Regions from separate parts of the Homo sapiens genome. Here all the other regions are linked to region 1. Evidence: chromatin contacts called from ENCODE Hi-C or POLR2A ChIA-PET data. All regions are on one chromosome and are shown on one strand. The core of a region is the stretch at or near the end of the contact, and the rest is flanking DNA. Distances in the headings are between cores, read along the strand shown.

Region 1 (3,632 bases), core at 781-3,280:
TCACTGCAACCTCTGCCTCCCAGGTTCAAGCAGTTCTCCTGCCTCAGCCTCCCAGGTAGCTGGGATTACAGGCACGGGTCACCACACCTGGCTAATTTTTGTATTTTTAGTAGAGACGAGGTTTCACCATGTCGGCCAGGCTGGTCTCGAACTCCTGACCTCAGGTGATCCATCCACCTCGGCTTCCCAAAGTGCTAGGATTACAGGTGTGAGCCACCACGCCGGGCGTCAAAACTTTTGACTGCAAGTGCACAACATGTTTTTAAGGACTACCTAAATCCTTTCAAAAGTGGTCCTCAAAAACATGTTGTGCACTTGCATTCATAATAACGGTATTTCTTTCTTCCTGCTAAGCCAAATGCTGGTACAAGCCACTGTGGTATCACACATGGCTTCATCATACTATAGTCACCCTTCAAAGGACATTAAGTAGGCTTCCGCTCCTGATCTGTGCAGACACAACACACACACACGTATCCACGAAAAAAAATCAAAGCAAAGAGAGAAGGCTGGGTGCAGTGGCTCACACCTTTAATCCCAGCACTTTGGGAGGCCGAGGTGGGTGGATCAATTGAGGTCAGGAGTTCAAGACCAGCCTGGCCAACATGGTGAAACCCCATCTCTACTCAAAATTCAAAAACTAGCCGGGTGTGGGGGTGGGCGCCTGTAATCCCAGCAACTCGGGAGGCTGAGGCAGGAGACTCACTTGAGCCTGGGAGGCGGAGGTTGCAGTGGGCGGAGGTTGCAGTGAGCCGAGATAGCACCACCGCACTCCAGCCTGGGCGACAGAGCCAGACTACGTCTCTCTCTCTCTCTCTCAAACACACACACACACACACACACACACACACAGTAAACAGAGAGCACAAATTCACAGCTCCAACTCCACCAGTTATTCAAACACACATTAAGGATGTGCCAATTTTATATAGGGACTTTGTTTTTAAATTCTTCTTAGAAACGACCACGGCTTTGCACCAACTGTGAGTTTTAGCTAAGTACTATGCGGTTTTGAGAAAGTTATTTTACTCTGTAATTTCCGCCGGTTTGGAGAGACCGTGCGTAAAGCAGGTAGCCTGCCACCTCCTGTTACGTTGTGGCTGGGTTTTGAAGGAGTACATTCAGGGGCTTGGCGGCTAACGTCCAAGCCCCACCCTAGCAGGTTGTTAAACTCTAACAACTGTGGAAAGTCACTCGGAAGCTCCAGTTTGACTTGCCCTTTGAGGGGCTGGGTGTCTGTGTTGGGAAAGGGTAGCAGGGGTGGGGGTGGAAAGACACTTTGCACAGATCCTTGTTTGCTTAAGACGAGCCTCTGTGGGCATTCTGGGAACACGTGCACAGCTCCAGCAAAACAAAACGGACCCGGGTTTCTGGGGCAGAGGGAAGCGCAGCCCGTTCTACCGTGTTCAGCGGGGTAACTGCGCTTTGCGGGAGCCCCTGCCTTGTAGCTGGAGCTCGTTTCCTTTCCGTGCCTGGGCGAGCGCTGGTTCTCCAGCCAAGAGCACCCTCCCCAGTTGGCGAGCCCTGGCTCTGGGCGGGACCCGTGCCTGGATCCCCTTCTCTGGAGTTCCGCACCTGGGCTTCGGGAGCTGAAAGCGCAAGGGGGCTACAGGACCCGCTTGTTTATTTTTTCTCCTCCCGAAATCCTGTGTCACCTTCCGACCCGCGTTTTCCCCGTGGTCCTGCATCCGACGGGTCCAGGTTTCTCCCTGCAGCAATTTCCTAAGAGGCTGTCTTCCGTCCCCCTCCTTCCCCACACCATGCCCTCAGCTTCCCCACATCGCCCTCCTTAGGGGTGGGCGCAAACCGAGCTCCCCTGGAACTTACACGTGGCCACAGCGGGTCCGGACAGGCTGGTGTAACACCTCAAGGCACACGGCGCAGTCGAAGGACGTGACGGGCAACTCCGGGTCCCTCCTGCGCTCCAGGGCCCGCGCGGTGGCAGAGGCGGGCGCCGATTTGCCGCTGTCGGTGCTCAGCACGGAGCCCATCGCTGTGCCTCTCGCCCAGACAGCTGCGAAGCACTCAGTGCCTGCCGCAGGGTTGTTTTGTTGCCGTGCGGTGGAGGAAGGAAGTCCCGGCCCAGCTGCGATCGCCGCCTCCCAGCTCTCCCAGCTCGCGCAGCCCAGAAGCCACCTCCGCCGCTGCGCCCAACCCTGGTCTAGGGCAGGGCGAGCGCGCGGCCGCGGGGCTGAGATCTTCGGCAAGCCGCCTAGGTTAAGGCGCGGAGGCGGAGGCGGCAGCCGCCCCGTGCTCTGTCTTGTGGTATTGGGAGGATTGAAACCTGAAACCTCAACTGCAGAGAAGAGGACTTGAGGCAGCAGTAAACCTTCCAAGCTATCACACACAGCTGCTTTCCCCACTGTCAGAAGTTAAGTGCGGGCGTGGCCATGCTTAATGATAATCAGAGAACAGCCGCTTTTAAGGTGAAGTGGAAGACCATCCTCCACTGTTGTCATCACAATAAGCTGCAAAAATGACCTATGACCTATGATTGGGCGTCTCCTAAGACGGTGCTATCGCTACTCTGTCATCCAATCAATAGTCCATTAATGGAGAGATAGCCTGGGTAGTGGAAAGAGTCCTGGAGATTAGGATTCCAATCTTACCTCTCCTACAGAGATTCTAGTGCTAAACCCTGCCATCTCCAGTTTCCTCTGCGGCTCAGGATTTCCTCTGTTGTTTGTACGCTCCCCACCCCGCCCTTTAAACATGATCAGCCAGGCGCGGTGGCCCACGCCTGTAATTCCAACACTTTGGGAGGCCGAGGCGGGCTTGAAACTCCTGCTTGAGGGCAGGAGTTCGAGACCAGCCTGGCCAACATGGTGAAACCCCGTCGCTGCTAATAATACAAAAATTAGCCGGGCGTTAATTTACACTTTTTACGAAGACTTATTTAGTGCCCACTGCACGCCAGACTCGGTTCTAGTGATGAAGACACAATCGTCAACAAGCAAACAAAATCCCAGTTCTCACAGAACTTACTTTAAAAAACAAAAACAAAACTTTGAGATAATTATAGATTCACATACAGTTGTAAGAATAGTACATAGTATATAATACACATATACAATAATATATAATATAACACATGGGATATAATAACGCATATAATACATGTACGTATTTAGCAGGCCATAAACTTCACCCAGGCTTTACTTTTAATTAGGAGATATAGGCCGGGTACCGTGGCTCACGCCTGTAATTTCAGCACTTTGGGAGGCTGAGGTGGGAGGATCACTTGAGCACGGGAGCCAAGATCACACTACTGCACTCCGTCCTGTGCGACAGAGTGAGACCATGTCTCAAAAAACAAACCAAGCCGGGGCAGTGGCTCACGCCTGTAATCCCAGCACTTTGGGAGGCAAGAAGGACAGATCACCTGAGGTCAGGAGTTTGAGACCAGCCTGGCCAACATGGTGAAACCCTGTCTCTACTAAAAATACAAAACTTAGCTGGGTGTGAGCTACTTGGGAGGCTGAGGCACAAGAATCGCTTGAACCGGAAAGGTGGAGGCTGCAGTGAGCCGAGATCATGCCACTGCACTCCAGCCTGGGCAACAGAGGGAGACCCTGTCTCAAAAAACCAAAACAGGCTGGGTGCAGTGGCTCACGCCTGAAATCCCAGCAATT
Region 2 (3,632 bases), core at 530-3,029, 4.0 Mb before region 1:
GGGATGCAACAGCACTTATAAAGCTAAAGACCACACTTAAACTTAGCTCTGCCAAATGTGAAACTCATTCATATTCACTAAGTGACAATTAAGAATGCCAGGCACTGTTCTAAGTGCTGGAGACACAGCAGTGAACAAAGGACAATTCACCGAGGCATACAATAAATATAACAACGTCAAATGTTAAGTGCTGGGAATAAAAAAGTAAGATAGGAGGGGGGAATAGAAGTATTGATGGAGTTACTGTAATTTTAAATAGGTGGCTAGGGAAAGCTTCATTGAGTGATATTATAGAGACCAGAGGGAAATGGAGGATTCACATGAAAGCAGATATGTGAGGCAAGAATCCCAGGCAGAGTGAAGAGTACCTGCAAAGGCCCTGAAACAGAAAAGCAAGGAGACCTAGTGTGACTGGAGTTGCGTGAAGGAAAGAGTACGTCAGAGAGGTATGCAGGTCTATGACACAGGGCCTTACAATCCTTTTAAAGGACTTTCACTTTTATTAATCCAGGAGAGAGCTGGTGATGGCCTGGAGCAGGGTAGTAGCAATGGATGTGGTGAGGAGTGGAGTGCAATGGCGCCATCTCCGCTCACTGCAACCTCCACCTCCCGGGTTCAAGAGATTCTCATGCCTCACCCTCTCGAGTAGCTGGGATTACAGGCGTGCACCACCATGCCAGGTAATTTTTTTGTATTTTTAGTAGAGACAGCGTTTCGCCATGTTGGCCAGGTTGGTCTCGAACTCCTGGCCTCAAATGATCCGCCCGCCTCTGCATCTCAAAGTGCTGGGATTACAGGGGTGAGCCACCGCTCCTGGCTGATTTTGGCTACATTTTAAAGCCAACAGGATTTGCTCGCATACTGGCCTGGGGGAGGAGAGAGAGTTAGGGAGTCAAGAATAGCTCCAAGGTTTTTGGGCTCAATAACTGTAAGGGAAGAATGGAATTATTTACTGAAATGAGAAAAACTGGAGGATCTTGTTGGGGGTTAAAGCTCAGGTTTTGGACATATTAGCTAAGTTTGAATTACTAGACATTGAAAAGAATTTGTCAAGAAGACATTCGGATATATGAGTCTAGAATTCAGAGGAGAGGTCTGCGCTGAGTATATACATTTGTAAGTCCTCAGTATATGGTATTTAAAAGCCATGAGATTGGATGAAAAACTGTCACCAAGGAAGCGAGTGTGCCTAGAAAAGAGGTCCAAGGGCTGAGTACTGGGCCACGACAATACTTAAAGCTTGGGGAGATTAGGAGGAACCAGCAAAGCAAATCGAGAAGTAATAAATGAAGAGGTGAACTACGTAATGACCTAGAAGCCAAGGGAGGAAACTATTTCAAGACTGATCAATGTGTCAAATGCCGCTAACAAAGCAAGACAAGGCACATTAAAGAATTTGGATTTTTCACGAAACCGAGACACATGCGGGCTTTGTTGTTGTTGTTTTTATGGAGGGAAGTGAGTCCATCGGCCTTATTTGAGCGTTGTGCGGAACAGAGGAAAGCGGGGCGACAAGAGCCCAAAGCACAAGAGACAGGCGTTCTTCTTACCGTGCGACGAAGTGTAGGCCCAGCTGTAAAAGAGAAAGAGACTTGTGAGGAGCAAAGGAACACCTACCCGCTCGCCTCCCGCTTCCCCTCCAGTCCTCTTACAGGAGGTAGCGGGCTTGGCCCGGGCAGCTGTCGTGCAGTCCCCGCGCTGCAGCCTCAAGGTAGTGCTTCTGTCTCATCGCCGCCGCCGCTGCCGCTGGCTCGCCGCGGGAACCAGGTGAGAAAATAGGGCGCCGGAAGTCGGCTTCCCAGCGTCCCCGTCGTTGGTGTCCGGACTCAAGCTGCTTCCGGAAACAGGCACCGTAGGCAGACAGGTTCCGGTTTCCTTCGCGTCCAGTCTGGCTTGGAGGCGTGCCCAGCCGGGAGGCGGCCCCACCCGCCCGCCGCGTCCCCGCCCCCTCAGTTCCACCCCTTGGCCTGCCGGGTCCTCTCAGGCACCCAGCGGAGTTTCGAGTCAGACTTGAGCTCGGGCGTAGCGGCTAGACCGGGCTGTGGCGATAGAGTCCAAAGGTGAGGCTCCCACCCGCCTCTCCATCTTCCTCCCGCCTCGCCTCCTCTCTGACAGCCCTTTTGTGATTGCCCTGCCGCAGCTTCGCCCTCCACATTCGCCGGGCGCGGTACTGACTGGTGCGCCGGCGGGCGGAAGCGCTGCCAGCAACGAGGCGGCCGGGAGGAGCGTCCCCAGTCCAGCCTGCCCTCCGCCTGCGTAAACGCTAGCGTTTCTCTTTTTGTAATTAAAGTGAAATTCACATAACGTAATATTGACCATTTTAAGGTGAACAATTCAGTGGCGTTTAGTAAATTTACAATGTTGTGCAAGCACCATTCTGCTATTTCCAAAATATTTCGCCGAAGGACAGCCAACTCCATGAAGCACTTACGGCCAATCCTCCTCTCCCTCCCAGGCCTTGGCAACCACCAGTCCGCTTTCTGTCTCTATGGATTTACCTATTCTGGGCATTTCATGTAAATGGAATCATACACACGACCTTTTGTGTCTGGCTTCCTTCACCTAGCATAATGTATCAGGTTCATCCACCTTGCAGCACGTATCAGTACTTCATTCGTTGTTATGGCTGAATAATATTCCATTGTATGGCGGTATCACAATGGTTTATCCATTCATCAGTTGAACGTTTGAATTGTTTCTACTTTTTGGCTGTTATGAATGAATGCCGCTGTGAACATGTGTGTACATGCATTTGTTTGAGTGCCTTTTTTCTGTTCTTCGGGGTATAATACCTAAGAGTAGATCTGCTGGGTTATGTAGTAATTCTGTGCTTAATGAGGGTTCCAGTTTCTCCGTATCCTCACCAACATTTGCTTTTCTTTTTCTTTTTTTTTTAAATCTAGCCTTCCTAGTGAGTATGATGTAGCATCTCATTGTGGTTTTGATTAACATTTCCCTGACTACTGATGCTTTTGAGCAGCTTTTCATGTGCTTGTTGGCAATTTATGTATCTTTGGCTGTTTAAGTTCTTTGCTCATTTTTTATTGGAGTTGTCTTTTTGTTGATAAGTTGTAAGGTTCTTTTAATGTGTATGTTCTGGATAGTGGACCCTTATTTAGCCTGCTTTATTTATTTATCTGAGATGGGATCTCACTCTGTTGCTCAGGCTGGAGTGCAGTCGTGTGATCACAGTTCACTGCATTCTTGAATTCCTGGGCTGGGTTAAAGGGTTCTCTTGCCTCAGCCTCCCTAGTAGCTGGGAACCAGGCACACTACCATGCGTAGGTATTGTTGTTGTTGTTGTTGTTGTTGTTATTATTATTATTATTTTGGTAGAGATGGGCGTCTCACTATATTGCCCAGGCTGGTCTTGAACTCCTGGGCTCAAGTGATCCTCCCACCTCAGCCTCCCATAGTGTTAGGATCACAGGTATGAGACACTATGCCCAGCCCATTTTTAATTTTAAAAGGGAGCTAAATTGGCTAGGCGCAGTGGCTCACGCCTGTAATTCCAGCACTTGGGGAGGGCAAAGCGGGTGGATTGCCTGATCTCAGGAGTCGGCGACCAGCCTGGGCAACACGGTGAAACCCTGTCTCTACTAAAATACAAAAATTTAGCCAGGTGTGGCGGC
Region 3 (3,632 bases), core at 692-3,191, 3.3 Mb before region 1:
TTATCAAAAGTGTAAGTCCAGCCTTCCATAAGCATTTCAAGATAAATTATTACAGCATAAAATGGAGGCCTTTAAATAGGAGAATGAAGTGGTTTGATTTGTAATTTTAAATGATTGCATCAACAGCTGTTTTATGGTATAAAATGCCCAGTTAGGAGGCTGAGGCGGGAGGATCACTGAGTCTGGGAGGTTGAAGCTGCAGTGAGCCAAGACTGCACCATTGCCCTACAGCCTGGGTGACAGAGCAAGACCCTGTCTCAAAAACAAAACAAACAATATAATCACAGGAAAAGGGTTTTGTAAAATTTTGCAACATTTTTAACTTCCTCAAGGTTAGGTTTCAGATTTATTATTTTTGTTTTCCAACATTAATTAGATGTAAAAACTCTTAAAACAAAAATGCCTTCAGCTAGCCTTTACAAATCAGATAAGAGGGAAAGGTTGGGAAGAGCAGCCAAGTTGCTTAGGGGCCGTATCCAAGTAGCAGAGTGAAAAGGCTGTACTTCTGAAGCTTCCTGCAATGGAGAGAAGTGTTAGCAGGGGTTGTGAGAAGAGCTCTGGTCGGAATGAAAAGCAGTGGTATACCATCAGCTGCTCGCTCACTTGCTCTCTCATGCACGAATCCAGCGGAGCCTGACGGCACTTTTCAGAGGGCATTTTCTCCAATGAGGCAAAAAGTCAAAGCCTGAGGATCTTGAAATGCTTATGTTAGGCTGGATCTACACTTTTGACCAGTCCTTAAACAACAGGGCTCCTTTGTGTGGTGTCTGATGCCAATCATGTGACCTAGCTAAAGGCAGCAATGTAACCATCCCACAATTCATTTATTTATTCAACAAATATTTATTGAGTTCTCTATTTACCAGGCAGTCAGCTTCCAGGATCTAGGATGGGATACTGTGGTGAGCAAGACAGACAAGGTCCCTGCCCTTAAGGGACTTAAAGACAAAACAAAACAAAAAATAAAACAAGTAAATAAATGAGATCACTTCCATTAATAACAGTGCCATGAAGGGTCATGCGCCATGAAAGGCAGGTGGTGAGGCTGAGGATCTTGGGCCACAATGAGCCGAGGAGCTGAGGTGACTGGGGGCGCCAGGGTCTGGGGGTGCGGGCAGGCAACAGACCACAGGGGACTTACAGGCCATTATAAGGAGTTTTTATGTCATAAATTATTATGACATAAATTGGAGGGCTTTAAATAGGGGAGTGAAGTGGTCTGATTTGTAATTTTAAATGATCGCGTCAGCAGTTGTTTTATGGTATAAAATGCCCAGCTTTAAGATGACCATGCATTCTACAAATTCACCGTGACATCACTGCCAAAACTCTTAACCTGTCTTATCTAGTTTTCCTGACAGATAAATAGGTCGGAATAAAGCTCCATGACATAACTAGTGGGAGCCAAAGATTTGAATCACGTCTTGGTTTCAAATCTTGCTACCCACAAATGAGTTGTGAGCTCTTGTCAGGTTATTTACTGTATTTGTGCCTCAACTATCTCAGCTGTGAAATGGGGATAATGAAAGTTCCTACATCATTTATTTGTGGAAAAAAAAATGACATGTAAAGCACGACGAGAGCGCCTGGCACAATGTAGTAAGCTTTCACAAACACTCACTTTCATTCCTTCTTGCAGGGGATTACTGAGAGGATCCACAAGATAATGCACGTGAAAGGGCTTGCGAAATTGTAAGGACTATCTTAATGGTAGAGTCCTCTTTATGTTTTCTTTTAAACGGTCCAGAGGACGCTGGGCTGTTCGAGGAGAGGCGCGAGGCCAAGCGCAGCCTCAATGCGGTCATTGTCGTGGGGCCGCCCCTCCCCCGCCCGGGGCGCTTCTCCATGGCAACGTGGGCTTTACCTCTCCCCGCCTCCTCAGGCCCGCAGACCGGAAGCAGCCCGCGCCGGGGGCTTCTGGGAAAAGGCTTGTGAACGGCGTTTCTGCGTCTGCCGTGGACAGCGAAGCTGCTGCGGTTCCTGAGCCGGAGGTTTGCGCCGGTGTGCGGGGAACGTTATGAGAGGGAGGGGGGACACCGGGCTAGGGTCTGCGGACCTCTTAGCAGGAGCCGGCGGGGAAGCCTGTCCGGGACCTTCCTCAGCTTCCCGGGAGGCGCGGGGAACAGGCCGCGGTCTCCGCGCCTAGCAGTTGTGGGGCGGGGAGGGGTAGGCGGCAGGCCTGCTTGGGTCTTCGGCATTTGCAGAGAGCTCTCTAACCCCCTGTGTCCTCCGAGACCCTCACCTTCCCCCTCCCCCACCGGCCGGTTTTGTTCTATTTCGAGGCCCTGGCGTCTCGCGGAGGGTTCTGGGAGTCGTGATGGGAGGGGGTGGTAGTGGGACGAGACTTGCGCGGGGCTTCTGGGATTTGTAGTCTCACCGGCCGCAGGCGGAAGTGCCGTGGTTCCGACGCTGTTGTCACAGGGTGGCCTTTGGTCATCTGAAATCCGCGGTCCTGAGTGCTGGGAAGAGGGGCTAGAGGACGTCGGGCCGGGGCCGGGGCCGGGGCCGGGATACACAGCAGGTCTATGCAGCAGTAAGGTGGGCGATCCACCTGGGACGAGGTACCCTGCCCAAACATTGTCGGGACCGTGGGCCTTCCCTCCATTTCCCACAAGCGGTATGCTCTACAGCATAAAAGGAAGAGAAAATTATGTAGAAATACTTGCACCGTTGATAAGCAGGGTCTTGGAATAGGAACGAATGAATGTTGGCTAGACCTTATGTATAAGGCCACCACACTCCAGGGTATTTAATTAAACCAGTATGTATTACTTGTCTGATAAGGCCTTTTCTGATTCTAGTCTTCATCTTGCTTGGGTTACAATAAGTTTTTTTAAGTTGTTATTGTTCAGATTTTGGGCCCTGAATAAATAAATAGGCTGAATGGCTCATTGCTAGTATGTGTCGTAAACAACAGCACGGGCATGATCGTGCAAATAATAAAGGTCCAGAAGCAGTATACAGTTTCACTGAAGGTAGAAGCTGGGGAAACTGTGAGTCCTCCAGTGTAAGGACAAGACACTGGACCACTGCAGGAAGTCAAGGTGCTTATGCGAGTGCCTTTTCTTAATAGAAGTTTCTGTGATTAATGCCTATCATTATAAATATAAATGTACGTATGGTGTGGTGGAAGACTGAATATTTACGTATTATGTGCAAGATAATTTTTCAAAATTATGTGATGTTTTTCACATATGATCTTTTCAATATTATGTGATCTGCTACTCAGCAAGTGAACATTTTTTCACATATAAGTCCAAGGAGTTCTTAAACACCTTAAAAATATTTTTTAAATGGTAAAGAAAATTTTTTTAAGCACATAATAATAAAGCGAACCTTCCTTTTGAGTTGACTTGTGTGTGTCAGGAAACACCAATCCTGAATTGGAAATAATGCGTTCCAGGGTCAGGCACATTTAGAAAGCACTGAAGTAGTCTGGTTCTTACTTGGATTCTTTTGATTATTGACATAGGGTTTGTCGTCTTAGTAGGTCATGATTGGCAAACTTTTTCTGTAAGCGGCCATATAGTAAATAAGGTCATGCATAACTCAACGATAGTGCTATGGTCTGAGAAATATGTTAGGCTATTTCATCCTTGTGTGAACGTCATAGAATGTACTTGCACAAACCT
Region 4 (3,632 bases), core at 743-3,242, 3.0 Mb before region 1:
CAACCAGGCAACTTCCTTTGGCCCGTGGGGTAAAATTCGAATTCTGTCTTAAAAGCAACTGCTACCTACACAGCAGGGATTAAATCATTTAGAAAATGAAGGCTTCAAATTTATTTTCTACAAAAAAAGTTCAAACTAGTGAGATTTAAAATCACTTCAAGTTTTTTGTTTTTAAATTCTATTTTTAGGCTTTGGGATGGTCACAGAGGAAAAAGGTGGAGGAGTAAGAGGAGAAGAGGCCCAAATTTCCAATCACAGGGTCTCTGAAAGGATATCTCCAGAAGTTGTGGAGGAATTTTGATTTACATTAAGTGAATAACAAGCACTTGAAATCTGTAAGAATGCCATATCAACACATTAGTTGGAACCATAAGGCATGAGATTTTGGTGACCTCATGGGCACAGCCAAAATTAACTCCAAGTATTTATGTAACTGCCAGAGATGACAGGGCAAAGGTTGCTTATAATTTTTTTTTTTTTGAGTCAACAAATACTGCATTTCTTTGGCCAAAGAGAAAGGAAGTAGGGTACTTTCTGGTTCTATTTTGTGATATGCAACATTTACACACACAATATTCTACCCATAATACCATCTGAATGTTTAGATGACGGCTCTAAAAAGGAAAAAAAGAGTTATTTCCTGTTGCTCATCAGCTGAGAGGATGCGCTTTAGAGGTATGTGTGCTCTGCCTCAAAGCAAAAGCATTGTTAGCGTTTATCAAGGTAACATTTAAAAATAACTACCCCAGTACAAAAGAACTTCAGAGGAAATATGACCGAAGCTATCAGTCTCCCTTCAAGTCTGGCCTTGAGCTGCATAAGACTCTAGCTGCATTCTCCATTACATTGTTATCCTTATCAAACAATGCAAACAATTTTAATGAGCTTATCTACTGGAACATATTGCCAGATATGTTAATGTAAAAATGATGCCAACCGTACAGGCCAACTCATTAATCAAAAGGCTCACAATACAATGACCAAGATCAGTCCCATCCTCAAAACAGACCTCAGCAAAAGACCAGGAATCACCTTCCTACTGTAAATAAGAAGGAAAGGCTCCCCCACCCAAGCGGTGGCCATAAACTCCTTAGAAAATGCATAACAGCGCCCAGTTTTTTTCAAGTCCTTTGCAGTCCAGTCTCTTTCTAATAAACCTAGGGTTCTATGGAGAAAATTTTGGTGAATGTCTGACACTATCACCTCTGCTGTCAATCCCTGCACCAATCAGCGAGCAGAATTCTTACAAAGCTCCATCAATCTGGCGGTTTAACATCACAGACTGCAGCTTAATCTAGAGGATTCCATCTTTCCTGCACACTCTCCAGGTTAAGCGCAAACGTTTTTCTCCCCACCCTCCCGTTTTCTGCCTTTTGGCACTGCTACCTAATGGCTCCTTTAAAATCTAAAAGGGAAGGAGGAAAGGAAGTGCTACTGCCTGTCTCCCTTTGGACAGCGGGGGAAAACAGCATGCATTTTTATCAGTGTGGAAGGAAAGAGATGGAGGGAGACCCCTCGAAGGCAGCAAACCTATTCACAAAATGCTTTCCATCTGCAGTCGCGGAGCCTCAATGCAAACCCAACATGACACATGGAAACAGATACCAAATAATCACAACCGCCTTCACAAATGCATGCCTGCAGCAGGGGTCGCAGGCAGTGTCTGCTCCATTATATAACGGGCTGGATTTCCGCGCGCCCTCACGGCGGTCCCCGGCGCTGCTCTCGTGCCAGCCCCATTACCTGTAGGAACGCTCCCCGCGCACTGTGTGCTTCCGGAAAGGAATGATGGTCCCGTTATTATCCTGGATGATGTCGTTGTTGTTCTCGCCATTTGGGGACAGGGTTTGGGTCGGCCCAGGCATTGGCGCACTCCCGAGAAGGGGAACAAACCGCTGTGGGCTGGCTGGTGAGGAAGGTGGCTGCGTCTTCCCGCTCGCTCGCCTGCTCCGCACGGACCGTGCCTGCCGCCTGCTCGCTCACTGCCTTCTCCCAGCTCTCGCTCGCGCCCCGCCCTCCTGCGGCCCCGCCCTCTGGCAGCTGACGTCAGAGCGCCGGCAGCAGCACCCTGGTCACGTGGCCAGCCTGTTGCCATGGCAACCCGCTAACTCATCACCTCGCCTCAATTCGCACAGGGTCGCGGCGTGACCACGCCAGCAGCTCCAGGCAGGCACCGGGGCAGGCCTACATCTGGCATGTAAAACCCCAGGCCACCCTGCAGCCCCCCTCGCAGACTCGCCTTGTCTGAAAACCAGCTCTTCCTCTAACCATTTCCTTTCCGACCCGTGCTGCCACTGCAGCTGTGTACACAAAAGAACGATTCATGCAAAGGGGTGTGGGAGACCCTTTAACTCCTTCAATACCAAGTTTTTATGCCATGACAATTAAACTTGGTCAGGTTTCAGAAAAACCTAAAAAGGACCTGGTGGCCAGCTTGTAGAAAAGGTATCAGACTAAGGTTAAAATTTCTGCCTTTCTCCCTTTCTCCAAATAGCAGCAACCATCTCCCCAAAAACAAGCCAAAAAGCTAAAAACCTACAAGGAAGCTGTATTTCCTTCTAATCAATGTAGCCTTTAATAATGTGAGGATTAAAGATGGCAAATTAAGAGATCATCTGTACAAAGGAATCCCCAAAGAGGGTTTTTCTTTTAAAAAAAGATAACCACCATTTTACCAGTTACCCAAAACCCTCCAATTCAAATTCTTTATGCTGCCTCCTGATACAGATCATTAATTCATTGACATTTATTCTATTTCCATTTGAATTACAAAAGTGATCACCTCACTTAGTATTTGAAAGTGCTTAACATTCAAGCTGTTCTATATCCTTGCAATACCGCTTTCAAATATATTGGCTATGTGACAGATACTATTATTATTCCCATTTTAAAGATGAGTAAACTAGTAAGATTAAGTAAACTGCTTAAGGTCACACAGCTAGGAGTGGTGAACTGGAGCTTCCAAGTGACATGGTTTTATCAATGTGACTGGACAGTAATGATCTGTAATGTGAGCTCAATAAATATTATAAATCAAGGTAAGAATCAAGTACTTCCAAGATGACTGTTGTGAAAAGATAACTGTGAACAGAATTGCTAGCACTGTGCAGTCTACGGATTAGATTATAAACTGAAAAGACCCTGCATATGTTCAGTACTGTCCTCCAGAGAGGAGAGATTTTTTTTTTATTATTATTTTTTAGAGGCAGAGTCTCGCTCTGTCACCCAGGCTGGAGTGCAGTGGCGCAATCTCAGCTCACTGCAACCTCCGCCTCCTGGGTTCTAGTAATTCTCCTGCCTCAGCCTCCTGAGTAGGTGGGATAACAGGCGCACGCCGCCACACCCAGCTAATTTTTGTATTTTAGTAGAGACAGGGTTTCACCGAGTTGCTCAGGCTGGTCTTGAACTCCTGAGCTCAGGCAGTCCACCCGCCCCAAAGTGCTAGGATTACAGGCATGAGCCACCACGCCCAGCCAGGAGAGATTTTGAAGGATTCTTTGCTTATCAGCAGTGGTCTCTGACCTTTTATAGGGTGAAAAGGGAAGAATTGGGGTGTAAAAGATACAGCATAAATATATGTGTCATAAAGTATTAAGCTATGACTCACTCCTTCACATCACTGTATGGTTTAT

Evidence for each region. A loop is a pair of places that touch in the nucleus more often than their neighbours do. ChIA-PET counts read pairs that join two places held with the same protein, here RNA polymerase II (POLR2A). Pooled maps may share reads with other maps.
Region 2: a loop to region 1 is called in a map of naive thymus-derived CD4-positive, alpha-beta T cell, with 8 times the contacts of the local background. The contact joins the promoter of RMP24 here to the promoter of RNF125 in region 1. A Hi-C loop is called at or near these places in 1 of 168 maps with a recorded cell type or tissue (naive thymus-derived CD4-positive, alpha-beta T cell) and 7 of 50 pooled maps. POLR2A ChIA-PET finds 5 or more read pairs at or near these places in 1 of 52 experiments (activated T-cell).
Region 3: a loop to region 1 is called in a pooled map, with 9 times the contacts of the local background. The contact joins the promoter of ZNF24 here to the promoter of RNF125 in region 1. A Hi-C loop is called at or near these places in 5 of 50 pooled maps.
Region 4: a loop to region 1 is called in a map of CD8-positive, alpha-beta T cell, with 29 times the contacts of the local background. The contact joins the promoter of MAPRE2 here to the promoter of RNF125 in region 1. A Hi-C loop is called at or near these places in 2 of 168 maps with a recorded cell type or tissue (CD8-positive, alpha-beta T cell and naive thymus-derived CD4-positive, alpha-beta T cell) and 9 of 50 pooled maps. POLR2A ChIA-PET finds 5 or more read pairs at or near these places in 1 of 52 experiments (T-cell).

The regions. Positions count from the first base shown.
Region 1 is chr18:32,017,223-32,020,854 of GRCh38, reverse strand. RNF125 (ring finger protein 125) reads right to left here and starts at 2,030. Exons shown (of 6, transcript NM_017831.4): 1 at 1,828-2,030. The coding sequence starts at 1,991. RefSeq lists enhancers at 1,269-1,318, 963-1,835, 2,135-2,429, 1,836-2,708 and a silencer at 2,135-2,429.
Region 2 is chr18:35,970,826-35,974,457 of GRCh38, reverse strand. It overlaps RMP24 (ribonuclease MRP subunit p24), which reads right to left and starts at 1,779. Exons shown (of 5, transcript NM_031446.5): 1 at 1,653-1,779; 2 at 1,551-1,573. The coding sequence starts at 1,729. LOC105372066 (a long non-coding RNA gene) reads left to right here and starts at 2,007. Exons shown (of 4, transcript NR_188032.1): 1 at 2,007-2,060. RefSeq lists an enhancer at 1,097-1,989 and silencers at 1,909-2,058, 1,998-2,292.
Region 3 is chr18:35,342,729-35,346,360 of GRCh38, reverse strand. ZNF24 (zinc finger protein 24) reads left to right here and starts at 1,941. Exons shown (of 4, transcript NM_006965.4): 1 at 1,941-2,001. It overlaps LOC124904283 (a long non-coding RNA gene), which reads right to left and starts at 2,307. Exons shown (of 2, transcript XR_007066337.1): 1 at 1,622-2,307. RefSeq lists a silencer at 1,714-1,883 and an enhancer at 2,564-2,623.
Region 4 is chr18:35,039,773-35,043,404 of GRCh38, reverse strand. MAPRE2 (microtubule associated protein RP/EB family member 2) reads right to left here and starts at 1,992. Exons shown (of 7, transcript NM_014268.4): 1 at 1,744-1,992. The coding sequence starts at 1,865. RefSeq lists an enhancer at 1,883-2,032.